Regions from separate parts of the Mus musculus genome. Here region 2 is linked to region 1. A link is a loop called in an ENCODE intact Hi-C map of the cell type or tissue named here. Cell type or tissue: left cerebral cortex. All regions are shown on one strand.

Region 1 (8,000 bases):
TGTTTAAACTAATGGTTTTCTGTAATTTGTCTTTTTCCCCCCTTTGGAAACACACCGGGCCATTGTCAGCTTTTAAAAAGAAGCAATTTCCTGACTTTTGCGATTGGGTAGGTCAAGGAAAAATTACTACTGTTGAAAACCCATAATTAAATAGAAATGCAGCTGCTCTTGTGGGAAACCAAATTAAGTTTATTCTATTAATACTTGATTCTGAAGTGCAGTTCTGAATTTTTAGCAAGGGTTTCAGCCAGAGCCTGCCTTGCTCCTTCGCTTCCCTGACCACAGGCATAAAGATAGCAGATAGCAGAAGAGCGGCTTGGCTTTCCAGGACACTACTGATCTCTCCCTGTCTCACCTCAAAACAACATTTTCCGAAGTAATTTCTGAACACGAAGATAGTCTTTGCCTGTTTACCTCTATTTGTAATGTATATTTTAAGAAAATGTATGTTCTCCTTAAACATTAAAACTACTTCTCTAAAAAACACATTTGCAGCACAAATCTTCAGGATAATTTTTATAAGGTAAGACATTTGGGGACATAATCTAAACCTTTGGATTAATTTTCATTCTCCTTAATTTTTCTAAATGTAATAATCTATTTATTTCATTAAACAAAACTCACGAAAGGGGGTTTACAAAGAACACAATATTGAATTTATGAGATTCCCAGGTCTACTTTCTGACTGCAGCTTTCATCACGAAATTAGGTTTCATTTAAAGAGTTAAAATGTTTCGTATAAACACAAGCCTAGTAAACAAACACAGCCATTTAGAACAATTTTAAAAGTCATAATATTTGTCACTGCTTAATTTGAGTGGAGAAACACCCTTTAACCTCTCCTCGAAAACTCCCGACTGAAATCTGAATAACATTTACATAAAATTAGGTCCAATGTGAAAGCCATATTAATGTATAAATACTATAAAACTATCTATGTATTTAAATTGTCCCCAAGTCAGAACCAAAGCTGAGTTGTAAATATTTGCTCTATCTTTAAGGAGCATACATGATTTTTCAGGACATTTTAAGGCATACAACAATTTAGGAGGAAAGATAGTAATTTAACAACAAGTATATTAAAAAGCTTCCATTTTGAAACATTTACTTTTAGGGGGGGAAAAAAGGAGAAAACTTCTGGTAAAGAATGGCCCTGCTTTAGCTTTGTTTAGAATTCTTTTAAACACATCTTTACCCAACGTGTTAATTTCTTAATGATTACAACCCATTTTAGTCCAAGGCTACAGCACTGGGGCTAGGAAACAGACATATACAATAAGTGTGCATTCCAGCAGCTACACCGTACAGGGAGAAATCACTAGGAAGGGACACTAGCACACAGCTTAAGCAGGGAAAACTCCCACAGGGGGAAAAAAAAAAAACAAACCCAGGGTTTGAGTGAACACAGCCCTCCCTAAGTTTCCAGTTCTTTCCTGTTACCCACGTGATTTGGTCAGTTCTATTCATTTGTTAATGGGCTAAGATTCTTGGAATTATGTTTTCTAGATGCTTCTATTCCACAAGGAAGAAACTCTCATTCTAGGAGTTGTTGTTTGTATAAAATGCCAAAGCAAGAGAAGCAAGAAGCAAGTATCACCAGTGTGCCTTCCTGGGTTCTGCTCCAGAGTGACTGCAGCCGGGGCATTCACAGTTCCCATGGAGGTATTAGGGACACCACAGAGGACCACAGCTAGGGATGGGACAGTGCAGGGTTTACCTAGTTCACAAGCAATGTTACATTTCTGATGGCAGGATTGCGAAAGCACCACTCCCCCCCCCCACCAGTCCCTCTCCCTCTCCCTCTCCCTCTCCCTCTCCCTCTCCCTCTCCCTCTCCCTCTCCCTCTCCCTCTCCCTCTCCCCCTCCCTACACACACACACACACACACACACTCATTTTCAGCCCCCTCCCCAACACCTGTGGTGGATGACACTTTCTGTGTTTCTTGTCAGAGCCCTTGATGGTGGTACAGCCATCACAGTGCATGTGGCTCTGTGGCAGAAGAGGCGCAACAAGGCTCCTTTTTTAAGACTTGTTTTAGTGCGAACTTTTGCTTTGTTTGATTTTAGTCTTGTCTTTTCGTACATCTACTTAAAGCCCAGCAGTGCGAGCTACCTTTGTGTCTACTGCACACATCCAGAAAGCTGCTTCTATTTAGAATATGGAAATAATCTGAGGAACGAAGAAGAGGGATCAAACACATTTAAATATGTAGAGTTGCATGCCATTCTTTTTCCCACAGTTATTCCTACCTGACTTTCAAACCAACAATCCTAAGTGTCAAATTCAATTGCAAGAGATTCCCATTCATGCCTTTTACTTACTGGGTTGTTGAAGAAGAAGAAGAAGAAGAAGAAGAAGAAGAAGAAGAAGAAGAAGAAGAAGAAGAAGAAGAAGAAAATTTCTTTTTTCCAAGAAGATTAATGAAAGTAAGTTAAAGTGAAGTGAAGCACATTTGATCTTGTAATATCTGGCACAGGAACACAATGTTTATAAACCCTCTTTTTTTTTTTTTTATCAATCTACTGTTTTTTCTCAAGTGCCACGTATACACTATTACCTGTTTCTTGAGGGTGGTCACTGCAGTCTGTATGACAAGGTCTTGTGAGTACATGGTGCTGAGAAATAGATATATTAACCAGGGGACAGATCCAGACTCTGAGACACTAACCCTTCTCTCCAAGAAGCTCATAAAATGAGAGTAAAAGTCTCTGCTGTAAATTCATCAGTGAGCAGTCGTCGGATGGGGCCCTTCTTTGAAACTTTTCTGATTCATAAATAATATAGTAGTTTATAAAGAGGACATTTTGTGGGCAGCGGGTAGGCAGCAGCCTCACGATGCATCTGTTGTCACAGAACCCGGGAGAGCTGAATCAGGAGCCGCAGCATTGGGATGGGAAAGATGCATAGGAAACACTGCTGAAATAATGATTAACCCACAGTACCAAGGCTTTCCTTGGGGGAAGCCTGAGTCATGAATGGACTCGATGAAAGGAACCTGCCTGTGTCAAGAAATTCGGGACGCTTACCTGGACTTGTTTCGAAAGATACCAAATGCAATTTTTGATAATTTTGTCCAAAGCCTTGAAAAGATGTATCCATATTCTTTAATTACTAGGTAATTTTTAAAAGTTGTTTTCAAATATATTGTTTGTGAATTTTTTAAAAGAATCTATCTTTAGAATTGTACTGAATGGGGAATTTGACTTAATATAGTATTCAATATGAAGTTAAATTAACCAAAAACATGATGTCTTTTGTGCTCTTCTTTTTTTCTGACCCTGACCTCACCCCTATTTTCTCCTGGCACCCAGAACATGAACATAGCCAAAAGAAAAGAAAGGGTTTGTGTCACATTTTCTCCATTATTTCTCTTTTAGGTCCAGAAATTATTCCTCAGATTTCACTTGCTCAGTTCAATGTGTCTAAGCTGGAAAGAACGAATTGAGAGATGTATTTCTATACAAGAATCTCAACAGGGAAGCGTGGTTTGCTTCAGAGTTACTCCGAATGAGATAAAAATCCAGCTTTGCGTCTCAATCTCGACAGTGATAAATAGATCCTACCACAGCTGGGGATCGTGGTGGGGCTCCCAGCAGACAGGAGATCTTTAACCTCCTCAGATAAGAGCAGCACAATTATATCTATAGATTTCCAACAATACAAACTTAGAAATGTCATGCAATTAGTCTGCCATTTGCCCCCATCAGCTGGAAACATATTTTGCCAATGTGAGGGAAGAAATGAACTAAAAATCTCGCAAATGCTGATATTGCACAGCGAGTAAACCGCACAGCCTCTAGGTAAAGAGAGGGTGTACCAAGCCAAAGCACCTGCCCTGTGCCGCGTCCCGGGATTTCCAAACTGGTTTGGAATATTTTGTTGTCATTTACATGATAGCCTTAACACAAAAGTCTACACCGTCGTGTAAGTCCATTCTGGTCCATTCTGTTGGGCTGAGCCTTACAGTCGTGGCTAGAAACACAAGCCTTTAGCCCATTTCCCAGCAAACGTTGACTATGGTGCCATCTTCTGGTACCATGAATTCAGTAGTTGCTGTGTTCCACCTGAAACTGCAGAGCTTTCCTGATTTGGAGAATGAATCAGCTGCAGTCAGGTTTTTCAAACAGGTAAGTATTTATTTGTAAGTGTGATGCTGAGCTTTTTTGAACCGACAGCTCAGCTCTGAGGTTTCTGTCCCTCTGAATATTCAGCTGTGTTACGTGGAAAGCTTCTTGTTCGGTCTCCGAGTTTCTCTTTGCCGCTATTGCATTCTTATCTTTTTGGAGTGTTTCCCCTTCCCAAAGAACTGTTTCTCCGTACACACGTTTTGGTGCAGGTCTCTGCTTCTTGTGGGTTTTGGCCCCTTCACTTCTACTGGTAACACCTGAATTTGTTTCCTACTCTGACCCTGCAACTCATTCCTATCCTCGGGTTTCTTTCTCTTACCTCTTAATGTCTCTTCACTGAAACCACCGTTATCGGGTTTTTTGGGTTTTGGTTTTTGTTTTTTGTTTTTAACATTATGCAAACAAGTAAAAGGTAACAAAATGTCGATCCTGTAACTGCTCTGAAGCCGTGAAGCCCTAGCTGCTGTTGCTGAGCGTTGGAAAGGAGGCTCCATCTTTTCATGTGCATTCGGCAACAGATAAATAACCAAAATAGTACTGTCTCTTTCAACCTTTCAATATGTTCAGTACAGTTAAACACCAAATGGAGTAATGGAAACACACAGGGGAGTTACAGATCTTTGCAGTGTTTTGCGATCCACCAGAAAGGGAAGACTGGCAGTGCTGTGCCCAGGCTGGGGGATCAGGATACAGAAGGAGAAATAATTAGGTGAGCTAGTCCTAACAAAGGCACACGAAACAGGGTAGTGGAGGGAATGGGAGTCCATAAAGGAAGAACTTGTAAATTCCCGATTAAAAGAATACACAAAAGACATTCAAGTATTTGGTTTTCTAAAATAAAATTTTAAAAAAAAGATTAAGGAAAGAAAAAGTTATGGTTTTTTGTTTTATTTATATTTTTTGTTTTTGTTTTTAATTGGGCTTGTAAAATTTTAATCAGGGAGACATATGAGTGACAAATAAGGTGTGGTAAATGAGAAAAATTGAAAAGAGAAAACAAGGTGGACAGACACTGATCCCAAAAGAGGAAACCTCAACAAGGGGAGCAGGGAGCAAGGCCCAGGTGAGGCTGGAAAGCCTGGGCCCAAACCTTCAACTTTTTTTTAACCTTACCCTGGGAAGGAAGGAGCCAAAATAGCACTTGTTTCCTAAGGCAGTGAATGAGAGCAGTGTGCCTGCCAGACCAATGCAGAAAGCAGAGCAGGGCTCAACCAACCTGGCTTCACCAACAACTGAGCCAGAACAGGTTCTGTGCCGTGCACACCTCTGTTGCAGAAGAGCCCATGCATGCGTCTCTGTTCCCTGCTTCACCACCACAGTGTCTTAACCCCACTCCACATCTCAGACAGTGCTTCCCACACTTGGCCCCCTGGCACCCCTTGGGAACGTTTATAAGTCTTTAGGCCAGGGACGGGAAAGATGGCGTGGCTTACGTGCTTATACTGCTCTTGCAGAAGGGTCTAAGTTCATTTCTCAGCAACCATGTCAGACAGCTTACAGCCGAATGCACCTACAGTTTCAGGGAGATCTGAAGCTTCTGGCCTCCACTGGCACCTGCACTAACGTGTATAGACACACACGAGCACACACACACACACATGCGCACACGCTCAGGGACCACCCCAATGTATAACAGAGGCTGTAATCCAGTGCAGCAGACTAAAAACTGCCCCCAGGGGCAGAGTGGGCAGCTTGAGCCCGTTGGTTGCCCAGGGGAAATTAGCCCTGCAATAGCCACTTGACATTCCTTTAAACGAAAGCAAGCAACATTAACTTTTTGACCTGCTACCAATTCTGTGTGTCTCGGGGTCCTGCGATTTCCACACCAAGGCCATTTCCCTTCCCCTGTGCTTGAGAGGGGGGCCACGTCTGTTTCCGAATTCTGTGGCCGAGGACAGGCCACTTCACTCTCCCAGTGTCAGCTCTTCCTTTGTGAAGTGGGCTGCAGCACAAAGCTGTTGAGAGGATCAAGCGAGATAATGCGAGCAAATCCCCGGCTTACTGCCTGCCAAGTAGTCAGCGCTCCAAAAATGTCAGCCGTTATTATTATCCATTTATTCATGAGTCAATTCCCTGCCAACAGAAGGGATTAGGAAAAAAAAAAGTCTTGTGAGAAAAGTATGAAGAACTTTATCACAGTAGCCTGGGAAGGGGACATCCAGAGGACAGAGAAAGGAAAGGTCTGGAAGGTGAGAAGGGAGAGGGACTGAAGCAGGAGGGTGGGTGCTTCTGCGAGATCCAAAGGCAACTTAGTGCCTGATGGGCTTTCTGGGGTTTGTTTTTTTGGGTCCCCCCCTCCCCATTACTGATTAAAGAACTAGAGATTTCAAAATCAACCAGCAATCCAATAACTGGAGAAACAGAAACGTGCATCAAGGGAGGAAAGAGTTTTAAAGTAGCCACCAAGCTGAGGACTCTTCTCTCCTCCTGTGCCTGCAGACTGGGCCCTTTAAGTCTAGACAGGCCAGCCCAAAGTCTGCTTTCTAGCACTCCAGCAAGGTCGTGTCGTCAGGCCCCACCTCTGAGCACTTGTCTCAATGTGGCCAGAGACTCTCCCTGAAAATAGGCAAGCCACTCCTGAAGATTGGGTTTGTAACTGCCCTGTTCTCCGTACCAATATGAAGATCCTGTGCGAGCGATCTAATTATAGAAACTCAGCTAATGTCCCCTCAAATGAGGGCTGGGCAAAGAAGGAGAAGTATGGAGGCAGAACGGCCAGGCCAGAAGAAACTACACGGTGAATAAGAAGAATGCTTATAATTGAGTTAAATGTATTATCTTTAAGCGGTTTGAAGTCTGAAAGGCAAATTAACCTAAGAAGCCCTTGATAACCATCATGGTGGGGTAAAACAGCAGATCACACTGGGTAGGCCGGGCATCATCAAAGGCCAGGAAAGCTAGATGATTGGCCATTATGTGTAAATTGGAATCTTTTTTCGCAATAATCAACTTGTTAATTTTCAATGAAATTATTTCAAAGAAATTTCTCATTTCCTGAACTCTCTGTACTTGCCTCTGTCCACGCCTTTCACTAGATGGATGTCATGTCAATGTTTAAAAGGAAGTATTTATGCCTTTCTTTCAGTACTTAATTACTGCCTGTCACGCAGTGGAAGATTTCAGGCCAGCCAAGCAGAGTGAAATGTGGAGCCTTTCAAAGCAGAAATGCACTCCGTCAACAAATGCAGAGCGCAACACCTGATAGGAGCTGACTTGGCGCTTGCTGCCACGGGGACTGGTTAATGAACACACTCACTCAAACTGGGCAGCTCCAGCCCCACAAGGAGCTCAGGCCAAGGAGGAGCTAAGGGGTTAGGGGTGAAACTGCATCTCCCTAAAATTCACACTCTGGTAGTCTAAACCTCACCATCTCAAAAGCTCCATTAAAGATAGAGTCTGTCGTGATGCGGTGAGTAAATCAAAAGAAGCCTTTCCTATAGACTCTAAGACAATCTGCCTGTGTTCTCATAAGAGGACAAAGTTTAGACAATGAAATGGAAGGACCGGTGAAGACACAGGAAGAAGATGAACATCTACAAATTAACAATAGGCCTGGGACGATCCCATCCAGCTGACACCTAGTCTTGGACTTGCACTCTGTGGAACTTCAAGAAAACACATTCTGTTGTTCAGGCAACCTGGTCTGTGACAGCCCTAAAAAAGTAAAAAAAAAAATAAAAATAAAAAGTAAAAAAATAAAAAACCTAATAAACCAGCTAAATATTTACAAGCCTGTGGTTCTTCCTCACCCATGAGGTGACTCCAACTTCCTTCAGTTACATCTTTGTGTCCTCTTTCATCCAGAGGTCTCAGCCCTAATTAACCCTGAGTCCTCCAGACAAAGATCCACTACTCTGTCTATACAAAGCG
Region 2 (8,000 bases), 1.0 Mb before region 1:
ATTTTCCCCAGAGAACTGCCTTTTGGTCTTATAACCTGGTGATTCCTTGGTTTCATTTGGTACTTTCCATCAGAATAAATGTTAGTGCCCTGATTGACACATGACTGAGGACAAGATTAGCCCTGCTCCAGGGACTCATTTTTGGGAATTGGCAAGAGAATTCAGACTTACAGCATCGGGGCTGAGTGTAGAAGGGGTCCAGTTGTCCAAACCTTACAAAATGAAGCCCAGTTCCTAGTCATGGTTGTCATCCACTAATTTCTTTTAAATGTAAACGAGGAAAATACCTAATTAAAAAAAGAGGAAAAAAAAAAGCAAGCTACTTTCTGCTAACCTTTAGCTCACTTGCACATATAATAGAAACTCCCCACAGATGAAGGAATGGTTCTTGAGAGAACCAGACATTGGATGTGGTAGCTCATTATAATTCATGAGGCTGAAGCAGGAGGATCCTGAGTTTGAGCAAGCCTCAGCTACATCATAGTCAGACCCTGTCTCAAAAAATGGACAAAGAAACAGGAAAAGCAAAACCAAAAATAAACCCAGACAATAAGAAGACTTGGTACCCGTAAAGCAGTGTAAAGGGATATTGTGATAAGACTCACAAGCCAAGTACAGATTCTCTCCGTGCAGCTGTGCAGAGAAAAGATTACTTCAGATAGGTTGCTTAGAGTTGAGCTAGTCCCAGGGTGAAATCTGAAGAATGTTCATGATTCTAGAAGTGACTCTTGGGGATCAGTGTTCTAGACAAAGTGTGCTGTCTGTTCAGAGCAAGAAAGTGGATCATCCTCCACCATAAGCTTTACTGGACATGTGCGCATGCCTATCTGTGTCAAAAGAAGAAAAAAAATCTGACCTCAGTCATGTTTGTTCCCTTTTTACTTGCTGGAGTTAGAAAGCTTAGATTGTGGCTTTAGAAATAACATCAGTATACTGCCGCTTACCCCAGAGTTATTGAGGTTCTCCTAATGCCGTGAGTCAGGAACTATCCCTAGAGCGCCTAGGACAAATTTAAAATTCACTGTCAAAGGCTGGGATGAGTTTGCTAACTTTGTAATTAACCACTCCTGCTTGGATTGTTGTGGCTTTTTTTTTTTTTTCTTCCCCTAGGGTAGTTCCCTCTATTCATCCAGCACTCTTCCAAGAGAAAATCATCTCCTATAGCTTTGCTAATAAGATGCTGTTGTGAGCTCACTCAGACCTTACAAAGATGTTCTGCTCCTGGTTTTTGTTGAGCCTTGGTCATTTGGCAGTCTCTACTAATTAAAAGCCTCATACTAATGCAAAAGTGGGCATAGTTATCATCCCCACTCTGTAGACAGGAAAACTGAGGTGTAGAGAAAGGAGACAGCTGGCCCCAGATCATGGTTTGCACAAACTCACCCCCAACTCGCTGCTAATTACCTTCTTGCACTAGAGTAACTGGAGGCTTATCTCCATCCATCTTTAGGACAAAGCTTTGTACAAAGGGCTTTACGTGTAAAATACTCAGTTTCCTTGAATCGAATTCTGTGTTTTTAATTCCATTTCATGGACGAGCGGATTGAGGAACAGAGACACTAAGTAACTTGCTAGAGTCACATGATCAGAAGATGGGGGAGCCAGGAATGATCTGTGGCAGTTCTTTTGGAAGCCCACACTCATTCAGACTTACTGTGGTACCAGGCTTCCCAGTTTGATTTCTTTAATTAACATTTGACTGCTATTCTAAGTAATCAGGGAAGGAGACTGTTTCCAAAGTGGATTAATGCACTAGGCAGACAGCCCTGCTTGAAGGGACGGCACATTGAAGAGAGCCCCTCTAGCCATTCTGCCCTGGAGGTAGACAGTTGAGTGTACACTGTGACCTCTCGATAGTAGAGAGAAGGAAAAGCAGGTACTTTCTCCCTGGCCAGAGAGAATAGCATGTACCCTCTGTTTCCTTGAAGCTGTAGAGACCAGCTTGGGGCAGATGCTCTGGGTGGAGGTATTCAATGCTGTGAGGCACCTGCGTGTCTAGTTACAGCCTAAACAAGTCTCTTCCTGGCTCATTGAGGTGGTGAATTTACCTAAATGGAGATAGCTGTCTTCAATCTAATACTTCCAACACACCTCTCTCTTTAATTATGGTTTATTTTTTACTTATTGGGTGAACACGTGTGTGTGTGTGTGTGTGTGTGTGTGTGTGTGAGAGAGAGAGAGAGAGAGAGAGAGAGAGAGAGAGAGGTGCAAGTGTTAAGAGTGCATGTGTGTATGTGTGCATGTGTGCACATTAGACATTGAGTGTCTCCCTTCATGGCTCTCACCTTGTTTTCTGAGACAGCATCTCTCACTGAGTCTGGAGCTCACTGATCAGCTAAGATGAAGGGCCACACGCTGAGGCCTCTGCCTGTCACAGTGCCCTGGCACTAGTGTTATAGACACACACCACCATGCCCAGCCTTTGTGAGTGGTAAGGCCTGCAAGGCGGGCACTCTCCTGACTGAGCCCCCACCCCCCACCCCCCATACCATATCGCTTAGGCTGGCCTTAGATTCACTGTATGGCCTAGGATGTCTGTGAACTTACTGAAATTATGGGCATTTGCCACCATGCTCAACATGTGTAATTTATATATGATAAACATATTTATATTAGGAGGTTGGTTTGATGAGTTTTGACAAATTTTATACTAGTGCAGCCACTAGTCTGAGCAAGCAAGCCCTTCCCAGTGAATTCTCTGGCCTGCTTGTCTCAATTCTGTTCCCATAGGTTCCCATCTTGCTGTTCTTGGATTTGATATAAATGAAACCACACAACTATATTTGGTTGTGTCTGCCCACACTGTATAATGTGCCTTAAAAAATAAAAGGGGGTAAAGTACAGAGACTCACGGCAGGAAGAATGTCCCAGAGGACTGGCCCTGAAAGTTTTCAGGCTTCCTAGTCTTCTGATTCCCTTCATGGTCAGGGCATCCAAAATGACTCCTGGGTTCTCCTCTGTGCCAATCAGAGAGCACAGCCGCTGCCATCCACTTCTCCTAGTCTCTTATCAGAAGGTAGAAAACCTGTGCCAGGAGGATACAGCCAGCTGTGTTGAACTTGTGGGTGATCACGACAATAGCTTTTCTAAAGGAAGTGGAAGCTGCACAATGATTTTCTTAGAAAGGTAGTAGGTTGGACATATTCTGCAGTGTCCTTTTCATGTGGCAAATGTCAGAAAAGATAAAAGGAGGGAAGGAAGCAGCTCAGCCTGCTCCAGGGTGGTTGTCCAGGGGTCCTGCATGCTCATTTCGCATCTACTCTGAGCTGAGCCGCATCCTGTGCACTTTTCATTGTCGTGAGAGGGAATGTTAGGGAAACTATCCCTCACAAAAAAACCAAAAAAAAAAAAAAAAAAAAAAAAAAAGAAAAACCAACCCAGCTTTTCTTGGCAGGGGAACGATGACTTAAGGAGCCAGAACTGGAGACATACGGTACCCTGAATGGGAGCCGCACTGCTTAGCTGGAGCCGGGGCCAGGCACTATTTATACTGTAGCATATTCGGCAGCAGATTGTTAAGTCTTAATACTGAAACAGTGCATCATTTTAATATTTTTGTTCTGTTTCTTCCCTGTTTTCAAGCATTATGTCAGGCAGTACGTGTTCATTTATCTCACTTGGGACAGGACATGCCCTCATCAGAGAGTTCAGCACAACCCTCTGAATTTTGCCCCACAGCTATGGAGTCATTTTGTGAACCTTTGGGTATACAGGTGTTCTCTCTCATCAGTGATAAAAATATATGTATTCCGAGAGAACAGTGTACTTAGACTCACCTGTATTGTCAAAAGGAAAAATAAAAATGCTATTTTTCTTTTATTTCTAAAACATAGCATTTTTATATGTGACATTTTCTGACATCCCATGGGGACCATCAGATTTTTCATAGCATGTAATAAAAGTTTTGTTACCCAGTGTCATTTGTGAAATGAGTTCTGTTATTTTTCTTCATCAAATTTCTGCATACCCTGCGCTCTGGACCAGAGGGGCCCATAGAAGGAATGAATAAGTTAGCTTTCACCACAAACTGCCTGAGTATCCCATGAATCTTCCTGAAGTAGAGCTCACGTCCGTCCAAAGTTGCTATTCTTTGCAGCCTAAGCTAGCACATCCAGGCTTACCACAGACACCAGGAAAAGAACCCAGGAATATAAACAGAGAGGCAGCTGAAAGCACCTTAGGTGACACCTGCAACCAGAAAGCTAGGGAACTCTGCTCCAGGGGCTCCAAGTACTGTGCCCTAGGAATCGTACCCTATTCACAATATGACTGTGTAGCCCACACAGCAGTCTTTTTTAAAAATTTTTCAATCCAATTCAAAATCAAGTCTTATATTTATATGAAGCTTGCTTATTTGAGGGGGTCGTGGTCTGGGAAATCAGTGGCCCTGTATATTTAGCATCAGTTTTAAGTTAGACTATGAAACAAGACTTTGGGGAAAGGAAATATCAGTATGGTTTTCTAAGTAATTTAAGACACAGGAAAACATAAAAGAACCAATTGTCCATGATTAAATCCCATCCCTTTCATTCCTTATCTCTCTTGTGTAGTTCACTAACCCAGTTGTCAGCCAGAAAGCAATAGCTCATTGCACTGGGTTGTAAATGCTCAGAGTGGGCGCTCAGTGTTGACTATTGAATGACCTTCTTGACATTGAACAACTGGAAGGGTTTAATAAATAGCAGATACATGTTTACTGTGCTTTTCTTCCCTGCGCAGGAATAATCAAGCTAGGGAGGTGGAACCCCCTCCCCCTCAGTTATGTGACAGACGCCCCTGATGCGACTGTGGCCGACATGCTGCAAGATGTCTATCACGTTGTGACGCTGAAGATCCAATTACAAAGGTGGGGATTTCTGAAAGGCTGTCTCCGCTTTCTCTCAGGGGCTGCATGGACCATCCATTCACTGTGGATATCAGCTTGGCTCCGTTCATTTCTAGACAGTGGGTAAAAGGAAGAGAGGGGGAGAGAGGTGTGGAGCTGGGGATGCGGCACCAGGCATCTTTATAGTCCACATTCCAACTGCTTTACGCTGTTTGCAGAGGCAGTGAACTGCTCACTCAGGGGCTGCCTGATAAATCATTAAAAATCTCCAGGGCAGGCGAAGGCTCTCTGAGTCTTCTCTTGGCTTTCTCAGGAGCTTAAGGCATAGCATCTGAAGCATTGGGTCCCTCTGCTGTCTTCTGGTTTGTCTGCTGAGGGGACGGTTTTGTTTAGAGATGTCTTTCTTTTTGTGGTGGTCAGTCAGTGAAAGCCTATGGCCTCTAGGGGGACCTCCCAATGTCTAGGGATTTGCTGTAGCCTTCTTATCGTAAACTGTCTGCAAGTTGTGTCTTAAGCAATGTTGTCCTTCAATGTAAGGATTTTAAACAATGATCTCCTTTTGGAGAATTTTTACTTTAATAGGGACTGACCAAACCCACCCTTTGCTAGCAATTCTTCAGGGCCTTTCTCAAAAGTTCTTCTGTGACTGATAAAGAGTCCTGTCTACTTTTCTCTGGGGAAGGTGAGCCTTCACACTTGATGTTGGTGGAATACCCATAATGAGTTTTGGCTAGGGAAGACCATCACCACAGTACTGTGTCACTTCTGGGGTCCACTGGAGACTGCAGAAGCAGCAGCTTGCTCTCCTTCCCTTTCTTGGGAAGCTTCTAGATGAGACACTGACAGAGGACACAGAAGCCACACAGCATTTGCTGTGTGGTCCTGGGCAGCCAGGGCCATGGGCGAGGGCCTCATGTCACTCACTCTCCCTCTGTTTTGCAGTTGTTCAAAGTTGGAAGACTTGCCTGCGGAGCAATGGAACCACGCCACCGTCCGCAATGCCTTAAAGGAACTGCTCAAAGAAATGAACCAGAGCACATTAGCCAAAGAATGCCCTCTCTCCCAGGTCAGTGCCTCCGTCTTCTCTGTGTCCTCTCTGCAGATACACTGCACTGCTGGAACCCTGGTCTGAGAATGAAAGTTGTCATTTCCAGAAAAGCTTTCTAATGGCTTTTAATCAGTGAGAATGCATGAGACATTTTTGAAGCACAGTCACCAACTTCCCCATTGTGTAGATACGTCATGGTGATAGAGGGAGTCACTTAAGTTTCATGTTGAAACTTCTTCTGCTGGTTAAGTGGCAGGTGAGGCCTTGTGCCAGACCTCTAGTTCCAAAGTCCACATTCCAAGTGGTTGCCTTTCTTCACCGGCAGGAGGGATTGGCCATGCTTAACCATACATCTTGGTATGTAGGTAATTCTTTGCTGTTTCATAGTTAGAGATTGATCTTTTCTATATTTATATATGGTATATAATATACACATTATATATAATATACATAATATACATTATATATAATGTTTGTGGAAGTTTTTTTTTTGTTTTAAAATAAAGTTACCACACAAAAATGCTTCATTAGAAACAATGACAATTCACTTTTGTGTGCTCAGAGACTAAAAGAGACTGTGAACATAAGAAACAAGCACTCCAGGGAAGGTACTAAAGCTAAGTCATAACCGGTTTCCCTGCAGGAGCTTGGCTATTATATAAAGGTTTCAGTGGATAGTATATGTTTTCTTGAACATTGCAATGGCCTATCATTTAAAAAAGAAACCTTGAAGACAGAAGAGAAATGTGGAGAGGTCCATAAAAAGGCAGCAATTGCAGACCATGTTTAAGGGGAAGTCATGATTTAGCTGTTCTGTCTGGCCAGATGCTAGCGAAGTATAGGTTGTTGTGTGTCTGTATTTATTTATTTTTATTTCACCTCTCCAAGCATGCATAAATCGGAATAGCCACTCTTGTCCCCTGATGCTTTTGTGAGTAACCACATCTACAAAAGCAGCCTGAATGTGTCACAAATACAGCATCTGGTGTCTCATTTACTCTCGGCTGGCTTTTGACTACAAAACTTCAGTCCTTGAGAGTTTTGATCATTTGCCTCAGCAGAGCTTGCTCACTCTTAGCACAGCATAGGCTCTTATGAGGGTCAAGAGGGCTGAGTCATAGCCAGCCTTAGTGACAGAAGTGGAAGGGAGGACATATAACTCTAAAGCCATGCACCTTCCACTGTTCCTGGATTCTTGATAGAAGTCTGGGTTTTTGTGGTAAAATATCTGAAAGAAGGTTAGTCTTTTAACCCTTTAAAGTCTGCGGGTGAGTAGTATAGCATCCATTCTTGATGCTGTATAACCACCACCCATCTCTTTACAACTTCTGTCACCCTACACAGGGTCTTGAACCCCTGAGTGATGCTTCATTCTTTTCTCTCATTAGGTTGTGCTAACCTCCTTTCTCACACAAGTGGGGCTATGAGAAGATAGTAGAGGCCACTAGTAGTGACACTGCATGAATTTTATGTGACAAATAATACCTCTAAAACAATCTTTACCTTTACTGTTCTAAAAGTATCATTATAATCTTGAGTTTAGTGTGTTCTGAAAGTGAGTAAAGAGTAGACACGGTCACCCACTGCCTGCCACTTGCATTAGCAGAGTACAGAGAAGCTAGGAGCCACAATCCTGTCCCCCAGGATATTCCCACGAGTGCAGTGGCTGCCAGTCACCACTTTTAAATTCTCTCTCATAGCAGATACATTATGTATCTGCATCTCCCCAGCTCTGAGAATCACATGGCTTTTCACACAGATCTATCCCACTATGCCCACAGGAATGGGTGAAGTTTATCCAATCATTTTATCTTTCGTTTTGGAGGAAAGGGAGGCTCTCAGGCCTCCGTCTTTCTGCATTTTTCTTAATAAATCATGCCATGAGTGAGTGGAGGTGTCAGCCTTTGCTTGTTTTCTGCTGTTACTCTGCCTTTGTTTCAGACAAGATCCCTGGCTGCCTGGAACATGAGGTGCTCATCCTGCTGTCAACCCTTGAGTGTTGGCATTACAGATGGGTACCACACGCCAGCCTCTTATTAGCTTTTAGAATCCTCTAGGTTCCTTCCTTTTTCTGGAATTCTAAATCCTTTGACTGACTCATGAGGGACTAGAAGTCATCATTTTTTG

Evidence for each region. Hi-C counts contacts between places; a loop is a spot of excess contacts. Peaks named below come from ENCODE experiments on the same cell type or tissue, not always from the same donor. Only the 100,000 strongest peaks of a DNase experiment are listed, where the experiment ranks them.
Region 2: it touches region 1 in a loop (5-fold over the local background); 2 of 42 quality-filtered maps call a loop at or near these places.

The regions. Positions count from the first base shown.
Region 1 is chr1:55,886,952-55,894,951 of GRCm38, reverse strand. Gm32949 (a long non-coding RNA gene) reads right to left here and starts at 6,270. Exons shown (of 3, transcript XR_373419.4): 1 at 5,913-6,270. In left cerebral cortex, a CTCF peak has its summit at 4,028 (motif pointing left); DNase peaks (open chromatin) are centred at 5,515, 6,123, 6,626, 7,410 and 6 more places; H3K4me3 peaks cover 4,733 bases; H3K27ac peaks cover 7,110 bases.
Region 2 is chr1:56,895,837-56,903,836 of GRCm38, reverse strand. It overlaps Satb2 (special AT-rich sequence binding protein 2), which reads left to right. Exons shown (of 11, transcript NM_139146.2): 4 at 4,720-4,846; 5 at 5,768-5,891. Among named protein-coding and RNA genes, the nearest start is that of Gm51624, 14 kb to the right of the region's middle. In left cerebral cortex, a CTCF peak has its summit at 5,242 (motif pointing right); DNase peaks (open chromatin) are centred at 1,613, 2,833, 3,459 and 4,985; H3K27ac peaks cover 6,389 bases.